2 separate regions of the Mus musculus genome follow, and region 1 is linked to region 2. Evidence: chromatin contacts called from ENCODE Hi-C or POLR2A ChIA-PET data. All regions are on one chromosome and are shown on one strand. The core of a region is the stretch at or near the end of the contact, and the rest is flanking DNA. Distances in the headings are between cores, read along the strand shown.

What was found. A loop is a pair of places that touch in the nucleus more often than their neighbours do. ChIA-PET counts read pairs that join two places held with the same protein, here RNA polymerase II (POLR2A).
Region 1: a map of left cerebral cortex shows a loop between it and region 2 (1.8-fold over the local background). The contact joins two enhancer-like sites. A Hi-C loop is called at or near these places in 3 of 37 maps with a recorded cell type or tissue (T-helper 17 cell and left cerebral cortex). POLR2A ChIA-PET finds 5 or more read pairs at or near these places in 3 of 5 experiments (Patski and embryonic stem cell).

The regions. Positions count from the first base shown.
Region 1 is chr11:113,806,803-113,814,490 of GRCm38, forward strand. It overlaps Sdk2 (sidekick cell adhesion molecule 2), which reads right to left. Exons shown (of 45, transcript NM_172800.3): 37 at 3,527-3,713. Among named protein-coding and RNA genes, the nearest start is that of Gm51930, 6.5 kb to the left of the region's middle. Within about 2 kb of position 3,897, at least 2 of the 3 ENCODE cell types and tissues checked have a DNase peak (open chromatin) inside an H3K27ac peak, as active enhancers do.
Region 2 is chr11:113,774,632-113,781,610 of GRCm38, forward strand. It overlaps Sdk2 (sidekick cell adhesion molecule 2), which reads right to left. Exons shown (of 45, transcript NM_172800.3): 45 at 5,541-6,512. The coding sequence ends at 6,159. Among named protein-coding and RNA genes, the nearest start is that of Gm39468, 8.1 kb to the right of the region's middle. Within about 2 kb of position 2,925, at least 1 of the 3 ENCODE cell types and tissues checked has a DNase peak (open chromatin) inside an H3K27ac peak, as active enhancers do.

The DNA of each region.
Region 1 (7,688 bases), core at 2,647-5,146, 33 kb after region 2:
TAGAGTGGGGTTGGGGTGCCTTGAGATACAGAGTGGGCACTAAAGGAGATGTCAGAACTCCGGAGACATGGCGTGCCTTTCATCCCTGGGTGGCAGGGCTTGCATAGAGACATTAAGCTGTCAGCAGGAGCCAGACCAGAGGACAGCCAGAGCCTCTGGAAGAGATGTTTTCTTGTTCTAGGACCCCTGGGGTAACTCTGAAAACACAAGGATGGAAGATTCTGGTGTGTGTGTGTGTGGGGGGGGGGCTGGGAAATGGGAGGGCAAAGAGGCAAGACAGGAAGCACCCCCACCCCCCCAGCATCCCAATCTGGTTGGGTGGATGGTCAGGCTATTATTGTCCAGTGCTGCCTCCCACCAGGCCAGAACTAATCTTGACAGCTTCCGGCCCATCTCCCCCGCTGTCTTTGAAGGAGGGAGGTGAACTCAGGGCCCTTTCCTGCCCTCCCCCTCAACACACTAGGGGGTTAGAAGGACGTGGGACAGGACATTCTGTCCTATGCTACAGGACCGGAAGCTTCTAGGCTCCTGGGGGTGGGGTGGGGGCGCTCATGTCTGACCGGTGACACTGATGAAGTGTAGTCGAGATGGCCAGGCAGGCAGGCAGACGGACAGGCTAGCACACCCAAGCTCAGCCTCTGGCTGACCCGGGGAGCCAGGAGAGGGAAAGGCTGCCCTGGAGTGGGATCTTGTCCCAGAGAGGATCCCGCTTCTGCAGCAACTGAAGACTAGTGGGGGCCACATAAGGAAAGTATCAGGCTGGAAAAAGCCGCCTTCTGGAGGCCAGGGCAGAAGGCTATACTAACGGGCGATTTGTTCTAACAAAAATCGGAGGATGAAGCCAGGTGTGGTGGCGCACGCCTTTAATCCTAGCACTTGGGAGGCAGAGGCAGGCGGATTTCTGAGTTCGAGGATAGCCTGGTCTACAAAGTGAGTTCCAGGACAGCCAGGGCTACACAAAGAAATCCTGTCTCAAAAAAAAAAAAAAAAAAAAAAAAAAAATCGGAGGATGCTTGTTTCATATAAAATGCCATTTTGTTTGGCAAAGAGCTACAGACATCCTTCTATGTACCCACTCCTCCCTTATCTGTGGCGTTGGGAATTAAACCCAGGGCATCTCTCTCAGGCTAGGCAAGTGAGGTACCACTGAGATATCATCTAGAACTTCCCATATACATTAACTCATTTCTAGGTTACTTTCCATTCCTGACACATTGCAAATAGTACTGTATCTATTTACTAAGTAGTTGCTACTCGGTGCTGTTTGTACATGCTCAGTAAAGACACATTTGTTATTTGGTGCTGTCTGTCTTCAGCATAGATACATTTTCACTTGCTTATTTGCCTTTTGAGGCATTCTCCCTTAGCTCAGGGCAGTCTCGAACTTGCTGTGTAGCTAAAGGTGGCTCTGATCGACTTTAAAGGCTTACTTTTCTTTTCATTTATGTGCATGTGTGTCTCTGTGTGTGTGTCACACCAGCGCCCATGCCCATGGAGGCCAGCACAAAGGGGGTTGGGTCCCCTGGAATTGAGGCTCGAGGTGGTTGTGAGACACTTAATGTAGGTTCTGGGAATGGAACTCAGTCTCTTGGAAGAACAGCAATGCTGAGCCATCTCTGAGCCCTGGCTCTTGCCCATTCCTGGCTTCACCTCTTAAGGTCTGTGCTGCTGCACCCAGACAGACGCAATTTTGGGGAATATTTTCCTTTCTTGGTTGGTTGAAACTGCAGATATGAAATTCATGGCTTTGAGGGTTGACACACGGGGGAAGAGAGAGAGAGAGAGAGAGAGAGAGATCCTGAATTCTCTCAGATCTCAGATCTGCCTTGGTTCCAGCATCTGCCCTTTCCCCTATGACCTTACCAGGGGATCAGGAGCAAAAAGCCTATTTTCTGGGGTGACTCTAACCCCTGTTGTTAGACAGACACTACACTGCTTACTCCCTGGGAATTCTAGGGGAATCCAGTGTGACACTGACCAAAAAGTGGCTTTGGACACCTCAGGACAAGGGGATCTGTCCCCTCTCTCCTTCCTCCATCCTGCCTGGATCTAGTCCCCACCTCTCTCTGTCATCTCCTCCAGACTCAGCCCAGAAGGCAGAGCCAGTTTTTCTTTTTATTTCTTTTTCCCTTTCCCTTTCCCTTTCCCTTTCTTTCTTTCTTTCTTTCTTTCTTTCTTTCTTTCTTTCTTTCTTTCTTTCTTTCTTTCTTTCTTCCTTTCTCTTTCTTTCTTTCTTTCTTTCTTTCTTTCTTTCTTTCTTTCTTTCTTTCTTTCTTTCTTTCTTTCTTTCGGTTTTTTGAGACAGGGTTTCTTTTTATAGTCCTGGCTGTCCTGGAACTCACTTTGTAGACCAGGCTGGCCTCGAACTCAGAAATCCGCCCTTTTGAAAATTTTATTTGTTTATTTTTATTTCATGTTCATTGGTGTTTTTGCTTGCCTGCATGCCTGTGTGAGAGTATCAGGTCCCCTGAAACTGGAGTAGCAGGCAGTTACGAGCTGTCACGTGGGTGCTGGGAATTGAACCCCGGGTTTTTAAGAGCCAGTGCTTTTTTTTTTTTTTTTTTTTTTTTGAGACAAGGTTTCTCTGTATAGCCCTGGCTGTCCTGGAACTCACTCTGTAGACCAGGCTAGCCTCAGAAATCTGCCTGCCTCTGCCTCCTGAGTACTGGGATTAAAGGTGTGTTCCACCACTGCCCAGCTCAGCCAGTACTCTTAACCACTGAGGCAGAGTTCTAATTCTTAACCGCTCCAACCCTCTGAGTCTCCCCATCACACTCAACACAAATCCTGTTCTCCAGACCCTTGGGAATCGGGCCTCACTCCACCTCTCTTGTCAACACCGGGGTCTGTCCCTCGAATCCCCTCCAGCCTCCTGGCCTCTGCACCTGCTGGTCCTTCTGACAGGAATCCTGCTTCCGGCTTCCTGCTTGTCTCCAGAACTTCCCACAGCTGGTCTCCTCTGGCTCAAAGCTCAGCTCAGGTGTAGCCAGCCATCTTGTGAACCACACCCTGCTCCCCTTAGCTCCCCCTACCCCCCAGCCAGCTCATCTGTGCTGTGCTTGTTTATGTCCTGTCCCCTGGCCTCAGCAGGACACAGACTTACTTTTAAAAAAAAAATCATTGTTTCATCACCAGTGTGAAGCAAAAGTGTGGGCTCACAGAAGACAATGAACGCGGGGTGTGCTGAGCAAAGGCAAGGAGACAAGAAAGGAGGAGAAAGCCAAACAGGGGCGGGGAGTGGCGGCTGTCCCAAAAGCTGAGACAAGGTGGGCAGAACAGGCTAGGTGAGATCTGGGGACTTTCTCAAGGTTCCCAGTGAGAGTTTCTTTTTTTCTTTCTTTTCTTTTCTTTTTTTTATGGACACATAGAGCCTTCTTTGCAGGCTGGGCTTTTCTTTCCACAGGGCATCTGGAAGTGGGGCCTGGGTATCCGAACCCAGTTCCCCGGCTGCGTGAAAGCTCCGACACCAGACGTGGACACCAGTTTGTCCCCCAAACCCTGACCTCCCCAAGAGACTTCTCCCTACCTGCTTGCTGAGTCTGGCCCCGGGTCGGGGTGCTCCTCGGCCCATCCCCCGCAGCATTGAAGGCTGCCACGCTGACCATGTAGGCTGTGTAGCCCGTCAGGTTCTTGAGTTTCACGCTGTTCTCAGCCAAGAAGAGAGTCTTCACCCTCTCTGTGAGGTTCCTCCGTTGGACTTCCCAGAAATAAATCTGTGGGAACCAAAGATTGTGGGATGAGAGGGACGAAGACATCAGGCCTCCCCTCCGCCCCTGCCCATCTCGGGGGTTCAAAGACACCCCTGCTTTCAACCAGGAAACAATATGGAAGTAGCTAAGAGCTATTTAAGAAGGATTCGGGAACTTTTCACTTTGTAGTCAATACCGACCCTCCGATCGTCTGTAAGCGTCATCCCCTGTGTATCTTGTGTCTCTGGGGTTGGCATCTGTCCCATGTAACAGGCGTGTCAGCCTCAATAGGAACCTGCATCTCACCAGCCTGAGCTGGAGAGGCGGGAGCAATCATGGGCTCTGCTCCACTGTGTGGGGCACAAGGGCTAACAGCTTGGCAATGCCAGGGCACTGGTGAGGAGCAGAGAGCCTCAGCTCTGCCCCGTGTGCCACATAGGCAGCCTCAGCTGCTAAGGCCCCTGTAAAAAGCTCCCGCTGTAAATAAAGTTCCTGGTGGTGCATATGCGCAATCCAATCTGATAATCGTGGATCAAAGTCTGAAAAGTCTGGTGCAGGCTAGACAGAGGTGGCATTCGGTTTGTGGCTCAACTCTTGATGGCACCATTTGCTAGGCCTGTGACTTGGTCAGCTGCAGAGGGCTTAAGGACACCCGCTTTCCGGGGCGAGCAAGAAGACTGCAGGCCGTAAGGACTGGCCAGCTTCTAAGGGTATTGTTACACGCTTGTGGAGGATTTTAAGTCCTCAGTGCAGCAGGAGCTTCGTGGAGCCTCCGGGCACTCTATAATGAGCATGGTTAGTGCTTTTAAACACGCATCGAAGACTCTCAAATTACATTAAGAGCTGGTATTCTGCTACATACAGCCTGGCATCCCAAACCCTGTACAGGATTGACGATCATTTGGCTCCCTCTGCTGGCCAGAGAGGGTTCTGAACGCTATTGGAGTTTCCTTTCCTCCATACCAATAAAAGTAGGAAAGAGCTAATAAAAGTGTCCACCCCCAGCGTGTGCAGAGGCAGTCAGGACATCTTGTTACTACAAAAGATTTGCTTCTCTACTGCCTTGCTTCCATTTAAAAAATCTTTTTATACGGGGAATTGAGGTCTCCATTCATAAAATCACCCACGCATCCACTGACTATGAGAACGCAACAGCCACAAAGCAGTCTCCTGGATTCATCGTTTGGGGAAGAGCTCAAGGCTAGCTCTACAGCTCTGCACACGCCCTGAGCATCAGCAGCTTGGCGAAGACAGTCAGAGAACTGTTGGATTCTCCTGGCCTGAGGAGAGGGATAGAGGGGTTTCCAGGGCCTCTGTGGAAATGCAGGGGTAGCTGGAACGGTAGGGGAGGCCGAGGAGGGGTGACGGCTGTGTGAGGAGAAACAGGCAGGGGAATGTCATGTCTCAACTGGGTGAGGCACGGTGCTGTGGAGACAGGCTGGGCGAAGCTTGTGACCGGTTGATGAAGAACAGGGCAGATTTATCAGCAGCCTTAGCAGTGTGAGATTTGGAGGAACGGTGAAGATGAGAACGTACTTGGGGTTGGGTTTGGAAAAGAGAGTAGAGAGTCAGCTTGAGCGGGGCAGAGACTATGGGAGATTGTCTTTGGTTTCCTTCTTTCCAGCTCTTCCCTCCTTCCTGCCCTCTGCTGGAGGGTCTCTCTCCCTCCGCTGAAGATGGAGCCTGAGTTCTATGTAGACTGTCTCGTGCCCGTGTCTCACCAGAACACAGCAAACTGGTCAGCAAGCACTTTATCGTTTAGCGATGTCCCTGTATCATGGGAGAAGCCTTTGAATGAATCCTCCAGCAAAGAGACCCAACAAGGACATAATGAGATGTGAACAAAACCGCGAGGTCAGGAAAGGGCATTAGGAACGGAGACAAGGGGCTGGGGAGATGGCTCAGTGGTCAAGAGCGCCGACTGTTCTTGCAGGGGACCCGGGTTCTCACAACTGTCTATAACTCCAAGATCTGACACACCCTCACACAAGATATACACAAGATGTGGACAAAACACCAGTGCACATAAAATAAATAAATAAATAATTTTTTTTAAAAGAGGAAATAAGGGACTGGAGAGGTGGCTCAGTGGTTAAGAGCACTGACTGCTCTTGAAGAAGACCTGGGTTTGGTTCCCAGCACCCATCTAGTGGCTTAGAAGCTCCTATGTGTCTAGTTCTAGGAGATCTGATGCCCTCTTCTGGCCTCCTTGGGTCCCTGTGGTGCACATGAACTCATGCAGACAAGCACATAAACATATGAAAATACTAAGTAATGAACAAAAGAAGAAACAAATTTCAGAATGCCTTTATGGCCTGCCTATGACTGGTCCTAGAGGGAGATACTTGGTGTTGTTGGGGAGACAGGGTCAATGGCTGGGGAGGGCATTGGGCAGGGCAGTGCCAAGGTGTAGGACATACAGAAGCAGGCTGCCTGCTTGCTGTCAGTAGACCTTTGTTAGATGAGGATACACAGTAAAAGGGACAAGGGCTGAGGCTGGATCCTGGTCCCCAAGGTGACATGATTGATTGGTAGAGCACCCACTCATGGGGAAGTGAGTATGTACTGAACCCAGGCTATGGGCTCCAGAGGGCAGGCACCCTGGCCCATCTGGCTCCTTTGTGTCCCAGACACCTCACTCATGGTTGATACATAGGCCAACAGACATGTCATGGGGGGAAGTGGCTGGAGCGGCAGCAGATGACGCTGACCCCATTTCTTTTTTTTTTTTTTTTTTTAAGATTTATTTATTTATATGTAAGTACACTGTAGCTGTCTTCAGACACCAGAAGAGGGCATCGGACCCCATTGCAGATGGTTGTGAGCCACCATGTGGTTGCTGGGAATTGAACTCAGGACCTCTGGAAGAGCAGTCAGTGCTCTTAACCACAGAGCCATCTCTCCAGCCCGGGAGTCAGATCTTGTTATGGATGGTTGTGAGCCACCATGTGGTTGCTGGGATTTGAACTCTGGACCTTCGGAAGAGCAGTCTAGAAGAGCAGTAGGGTGCTCTTACCCACTGAGCCATCTCACCAGCCCCTGACCCCATTTCTTAACTCTTGGTTTTTATTCCCAGCCCGTTTCCCCTTTAATCACTTTTCTGACGTATAGTTGACGAAAATTTAATAGAATTAAGATATATAATTAATGTTCTTTTTTCTCTCTTCTTTCCTTTCTTTTTTCTTTTTAAAAAAAGATTTATTGATTACTGCTAGAGGACAACAATCTCTAAGCCAAACCCGAGACTGTTGTGAGAAAGGGAGTGAGGGAAGGGAAGGAGGATTTTTTTTTTAGGATTTATTTATTTATTTTGTGAATGTGAGTATACTGTTGCTATCCACATCCCAGAAGAGGGCAACAGGTCCCATTACAGATGGTTGTGAGCCACCATGTGGTTGCTGGGAATTGAACTCAGGACCTCTGGAAGAGCAGTCAGTGCTCTTAACTGCTGAGACATCTCTCCAGCCCCTCTTCTCTCTCTCTCTCTCTCTCTCTCTCTCTCTCTCTCTCTCTCTCTCTCTCTCTCTCTCTCTCGTTGCTTATAGTGCTAGAAACAGAGCCCAGGGCCTTAAGCACGCTCAGAAGCACTTGATCAGCACTGCACCTCTCTCTGGCCAACCTGTTGTTATTATTATTTACTTACCCTTTTTTGGAAGCAGGACTTACATAGCCCAGCCGCCCTTGATTTTACAAAGTGACTAAGGGCAACCTGGAGCTGACCCTCCTGCCTCTACCTCCTAAGTGCTGGGATTACAGGTAGAGGCCCCTACGCCTGTTGCTTTATGCCTGCAGAGGGTCAAACCCCAGGAATCATGAATGCTAGCCACTCTCCCAGCTGAGCCCTACCCCAAGCCCTCTGATGTTTTCATACCCATCCACTGGGCCCACTGTCAAGCCAAGCTGATTGGCACCTGTTACTTCCAATGGTCACCTCTTTTTTTTTTTTTTTTTTGACTTTTCATAAAAATCACAATTTATTAACAGATTTTGAGAACAGTG
Region 2 (6,979 bases), core at 1,675-4,174:
CTAGAGGACTCAGGGTGGATTATTTACACCTTCATGGCAGGGCACAACCATCTATAACTGCAGCTCTAGGGGCTCCAACGTCCTCTTTAGCCTCCGAGAGCATCACACATACATTGTGCGCACAGTGACATGCAGGCAAAAAACACACCGGTACACATAAAACAAAGTAACTATTTCTAAAAACAACTACAAATCTAAAATGAAACAAAAGGAAGAAGAGTGGGAAGAGGAGGAAAGAAAAGAAGAAAAAGCAAAAAGGGGACGCACTAATGTTGCCTTGCAAGTGTGATTTATGCAAAATAGATGAGATTTATGCAAAGAGATGATCCTAGAGAACTGCCAACTTGCAGAAAGCGAGTAATGTCATGGCTCAATACCAACAGCATAGTGAATGAATTTACACTGTGCATTTTAAGTAAAACTAACATATTTAGTCTACATATATATCTTTTTTTTTTTTTTAGACAAGCCCTCACTAGCTGGCCTTGAACTCACTGTACAGACAGACCATGCTAATCTTGAAATCATGGAGACCTGACTATCTCTGTCTCCAATGTGCTGGTAAATGTATTTTGATCAGTCTAACAGTCTATAATCCAAGCATTTGGGATGCTGAGGCAGGAACATTGTTGTGATTTCCAGGGCAGTCTGGGAAGTAAGACTCTGGAGGGAAAAGGTTAAAAAGTAAATAAAATGCCCACCCAAAAGTCCTACAGCAAACACTAAAAACAGCCTTGGTTGCACCTAGGTGCTAGATTTGTAATGGTCAAAACCTAGCAAGGAGCTGTCTTACCAGATCTGTGAGTGTGTGTACCTCCAGAGTCAAACTGGTTCCTTAGGACGAATCCTGGCTCTGCCCCCATCTGCTTCTGGAGAGCAAGCCTCTTAAAAGGCTCTCTGTGCCTATCCCCTTCCTTGGCTGTTACACTCGGGCTTTGTCAGGTTCTGCATATCAAGTGACCGTCTGACCCCTTAGAGTGTGGTATCAATGTGTCACTTCTTAATGTTGTCATTATTATACATGTTTATTTTAAATTTTATTTATTAGTGTTTGTTGTGTGTGTGCGTGCATTTGTGTGTGAGTGTGTGTGTGTGTGCATGTGTGTGTGTGTGTGTGTGTGTGCATGTGTGAGTGTGTGTATGTGTGTGTGTACATGGGCAACTGTGGAGGCCAGAAAAGGGAATTGGATCCCCTAGAACTGGAGTTACAGGCAGTTGTGGGCAGCCCTATGATGTAGGTGCTGGGAACTGAACTGGGGTGCTCTAAACCACTGAGGCCCCTGTCCCACTCCCATGCTACCATCAGTTAATTGACCATTAACAGTTGCATCAGACATCTGAGGGGCTCTGATCTCCCAAACTTAAAATAACTCATTCTTTCTTTTTCTTCTTTTGCTGCTAAGGATTGAACTCAGAGCCTCTGCATGTTGGGCTGAAGTTCTACCTTGGAGCTCTGCTCAGCCTCAAGCAGGACTTTTTCGGTCCTCTCTTTCCCCCATTGATGGTCCAGCTGGTTGGCTGCACACACGCACACACACACACACGCACACACACACACACACACACACACACATATGGTGGTACCTTCACTATGTGCCACTCTAAAAGTATAGATACCACGTGCTGATGAACTAAGAGGGCAGATGAGCCCAGCTCCGGACTAGCTCTGCACAGTCCCCACAAGGCTAGAGATAGAAACACATGTTTGAGGAATTTGCACCAAGGAAAAGAATGACTGCCGCTTCAGAACTCCAAAAAAAAAGTTTATTTATAAAATACTGACAGTTTGACAGGACATAGGACTTCTGGCGGTATATATTTCAAATCAATTTCTTTCTTACCTTTCATTTAAAAAATAAACTTGCTAACAAGCTATATGACATATAGATATATTTATTTTTCTTACAGATAGACACCTGCCATAATGAATACTCTCCCTATAATTTTTCATTATAGCTTTTAAATCAAAAAAATAAAGATTTGTACCGAGTTTTGTTTTGGGAGTCTATATGGGTGGAGGAAGGAACACACTTAAATGCTTTGGATTTGTCTTTTTATGGAAACAGAAAGGTGGGGGTTGTCCCAAGGGGGTGGGGCACCTGTGCTCGAGGTGTTGGTTAGGGTGGGTGTCCCTGTATGGGACCACAGAGGCACTCAGGAGCTGGTGGTGGCTGTCTGTGGGTCCCCTCTTTCCCCCAGTGATGGTCCAGCTGGCTGGCTGCACGAATATGGTGGCACCTTCACTGTGTGCCTCTCGAGAAGGCGAGGGGAACCCCTGCCTGGGGCAGTCTAATGTGAGGTTCTGGCACCTTTAGAAATGCTGTCCAGGGCGGTCATGGACAGCAATGACAGAAGGCCTCTAAAAGCAAGGGCTGGCAAGGCAGCCTAGCTGTGTCCTTGTTCCCTCTGATTCACGGGCAGTGTCAGGTTTGTGGTGGAGAGGGGAAAGGAGAGGCAACAGCGCGGGGGTTGTAAACTCCCTGTTGCTCTCCGGAGGAAGATGCTCCTGGAACCCAGAGCAGCTATTTGGTTAGTCTTGGCAATCTGGGAGCAGAGCCTGCAAGAATGCAGGAGGCAGGCGCTGCCAGGAGAGGAGAGAGCCGTCCCAGCGTGCTAAGTGTGGGCTCCTGAATACAGGGCAGATTTCCTCAGGGCACAGAGAGGCAACAGCAAGAGGGCTAGGCGTGTCCTTCTGTGACCTTGTTCCCCATAGTCACAAGACAACAGCCCTGGCCTCACAGGCTCAGGAAAATGAAAGCTTCCCCTTACCCAGGGTCGGTGCCCGCCTGCCATACCCTTAGAATATGGTGGGGTGTCTAGGTGGAGTTCTTGGGATGCTCCAGTGCCCAGCAGAAATGTAAACATAGGCCAAAAGATCTCATTGAACAACCTAGAGTTCCGCAGCTGGACACCTACTGGGTGTCCAGCTGTGGCTGTGGCTGTGTAGCTAATAATTCCCCCCCACACCCCTGGCAGGCAGTGCCTAAACAGAGGCTCTCACCCTAGGCTCATCTCCGAGTTGTAGCTTGTAATGTGCTCAGCTGCTTGGGTAATAGGTCTCACCAAATACCCCAAGTGCAAGTGACCCAGGCTGTCCGTGCCTCCTGAGGATGAGAGACAGCCAAGGGGCCGTCAGAGGGCATTGCCAAGAGCCCCTATGTTAGCACACATAGATGTATGCTCTGTGCATATCTTTATATGCTTATATGCAAGCCCAAGTGGGTCTGTGCCCAAGGATGCCAGCACGGGTTCCAATGAACACATGGAGGACCTCAGTGCACAAGGTGATTTGTTAAAGGCAAAGGAAAATTGGCCTCCTGTGCAACACCACACACACACACACACACACACACACACACACACAAATGATTTTTTTAAAAACACATTCCCACTTCCTCTTTAAAGCTCCCTCACTGGGCTGGGCTGGGCTGGGCTGGGCTGGGCTGGGCTGGGCTGGGCTGGGCTGATAATTCCCTAATGTAAACTCACAACATCCTTAAATGGTTAAAGCCTCCGAAGACAGAGGAAAAAAGAAAAAAAAAAAGATGGGAGTTGTTTTAAAAAGACACAAGGGACAGACGGACAGTGAGCGTGGCAGTGTGAACTCAGGCAGCCCCTGCCTCTGCGGATGTGCGGCTTTGGCGATGTCAGATGCTGCGGGGGCTGGGGTCCAGCTGACTGACAAAGGTCAAGGTAGCCCTGGGAAACCTGTGTCCCTGGAGGGGCAAGGTCTCTGCCAATTTGTAGTCCTTTGGGGACAAGGCTGTGCTTCCTGGCTTAAGAGCCTTCGCATCTGCCTAAGAGAAGTCACTGTGAAAAGCAAACTGTTCACTCCCAGCAGATGGGTCACCTGCCTGCTGAGCTGGCTTCCCACATCTCTCTTACAATATCCCAGGGGTCAGGTGTGTAGGGAGGAGAGACCACATTAATACTCAAGTATGTTTTTTTTTTTTTTCTGAGACAGGATTTCTCTGTATAGCTCTGGCTGTCCTGGAACTCACTTTGTAGACTAGGCTGGCCTCAAACTCAGAAATCCACCTGCCTCTGCCTCCCAATTGCTGGGATTAAAGGTGTGCGCCACCATGCCCGGCTCAAGTATGTTCTTAACTCGGGCTTTGACCCTGGCTTCTCTGCACAGTGAGAATTAGCAGGGACTAGAGACTGCTGAGAATGGCTTCAGGTTCTCCACTAGGGCCTCTCAACAAGGCCAACAGTAACTGCTCTGCCGACTCCCAGCAACTCTGACCCTTTATTGAATTGGACATGCCCCAGTGAAGCCTATGAAGGAGGCAGCCAAGCATTTCCAGCAGTAGGGCGAGCTTTAGGCTGATTACTGTCCCCAAGGGCCTAAGTCAACCCAGGACATCAGAAAACCACCTCCCCAAATCCTGGAGTTGGAAGGCCTGGAAGGCCAAAGCTGATGAGAAGCTCAGGTCCCCCATGGTTATTTACAGAACTTTCCTGGGAGGAACAGCTTTCCTTCCATCAGCTATTCTTGTCCCTTGATGCTATCTGACCCGCCTCTCCTGGCTGGGCTGACCACGCATCTCAATTGCTGTGTGCAGTTTGGACAAGGCTTCCCAGCTGGCCCTTCTTTGGTCCTTCCCAGCCCTGCCTTCACTGAACCCCGCCTGGGAGCTGTTAGGGGGAGTTGAAGTGACCTTTTGTGGGGAAGTGGACCGTGAAAGGTAGCGTGGTCCTCGGTTGAACTAAGGCTAGAAGCCCCAGAGACCGGCTGCCCCACTCCTCAGACTGCACTTCTTCTCCCCCTCCCCGCTAGGGGTGTCCCGGGACTTCCCTGCATCCCAGCACCCGCCCTGCGATGATGGCGTGGGATGAGTGCAGTCTCCCTGCGTTCTGCTTCCCCAAGCGGTCATGCCCTGTGGTAGAGCAGACACGGGACCCACAACCTTATGACCTTTGATTCTTTATAAAGCCTCAGGACCAGGGACTGGACCGCCCCTCTGGGCCCCTGTATGTTGTGGTAGAGACAGAGGGCGGGGCTACACAGGTCTTAAAGTGAGAAAGTTGTTGGGCAAGAAGAGTTCCAGGATATCCTCTTAAGAGGAGCCCCTGGACCCCTTTTCCTCCGAGTTCATGGGGCAGCTGCATGGGCTAGCAGGAAGGTGTACATTCATAGGAAAGTGATAATCTGAACATACATACAACCTTCCTCCTGCGAGGCTGGGTGCGCTGAGTTTCCTATCCTAGGCACCGCCCCCAACCCTTTGTTTCCTTTCTCTTAGTGTTGGGCTGGTGGGTCAGAAGGAACAGTCAAGGCTTTATTCTTGCGTCTCTGACTTCCTGCAGGACATCTCCCTGAAGCATCCCTTAGCGTGGAGCCAGCACCTTGGGTCTCCACTCCCCAGATGTTACCTTTCCTTATCAGCATTCTGGGAGGTGAATCTAAGCAACAGGAGGCTCAGTTATGTGGCTGTGGAGGGATTCTTTCTCTCCCAACCCTTAGGCCCTCTTCTTTGAACTTATAATTAAAAAAAAAAAAATTGTTTTGTAGGAACAAGGAAGTTGCTAAGTGGATTGATTCTTACCATTTGATTTTTCTTTTTTCTTCCAAAATAAGCCAAATGCTTGGTGAAGAAGTTGTACGAGGGCCATGAGCCCTTGGGGGATGCCGAGGCAGGGAAGGGGGGTGACAAGGCCACGAAGAGCCAGAGACAGCAGGCAGGCTTCGCCTCTGAGCGCACCCATCCTTTTTGCAGAGGGGCAAAGATCGCAAGCCCAGAGATCTAGCACAAGTGTGAGGGGTGAAGCCATCTGCATCTCTAGAAGCTTTCAGATCCCTCAGCCCCACCTGCCTTATGGCTCACTCTCTCCAGGGCCCCAAGCCCCTCTGTCCTCGGCAGAAGTGAGACTATCTGGTCTCCAGCCCTCCACACTGCAAAGTGGACCCCAAGGATGTGAAGCCATTGCAGGTCACGTGTATCCAAGTCCGCCTGTGGGTTTCTTCTCCCTCCGCCCGTCCTCCAACCCGGCTTTGCTGGCCCTGGAATCTCTGGAAAAATAAACTTGGGAGGTGAAACGTTGAGTCGATGTCTTGGTGGGGTTTTCTTGTGTGTTTTCTGGCAGGCGTTTTGGGAGGCGGCAAAGGAAGATTTTGGTGTCTCTTTTTTCTCCCCATTCTTTCTCCTCTTTTGATGTCAAACGAAGGATGAGAACCCAGCTATGGGTGCCCGAGAGCCAGGGGCGAGGCTGCTGGGGGGACGGTAGAGGGTGCTCTGCTGACTCTGGGGATTCGGGGGGTTTTGGGGCGTTGGAGTCCGGCTGGCCTTGGGCCGGAAGAGGCTGCCTTGCTGGGTGCTGTTGCTGTTGGGGACAGTGACGTGGTCAGGTTCGCCGGAATCACTCTCTGTGTAGCTGTAGGCCTGGGCCCGAGAGATGCCTTTCTGTTGGCGCCGCCAAGAGTTGTAATATGTGGGGTCACTGATGTAATGGTTGACAAAGGAGTGGGCTTTCTGGGTGTTCGTGTCCACTTCGTACTCGCTGTCACTTCCCTAGGAGGAGAGAATCGGGGTGTTAGTGAGGTCAGGACTCAAAGGCACAGAACATTCTGGCTCCATTCTCTGCTCTGCCTCTTTCAAGTGAGAGTATTGATCTCAACACTGTCTGTTAGCATTTTGTCTAAGCTCCGCCCCACAGTTACCTGGCAACGGCCAGGTGTGCCTGACTCACTATAAAAGGGGCTGCTCGCCCCCTCTGCTCTCTCTTGCTCTTGCTTTCTTGCTCCAGCTCCTTCCTCTTGCCCCTTCCCCCTCTCTCCCATTCCCTCCCCCCACCCCCATTCCACATGCTCATGGCCGGCCTCTACCCCAACCCCCCTCTCCCTTTCTCTGTCTCTACTAACCTCTCAACTCCCCTCCCCACACCCTGAATAAATATTATTCTATTCTATACTATAGCATCGTCATAGGTCTGGCCTGGTGGTGCACGCCTTTAATCCCAGTACTTGGGAGGCAGAGGC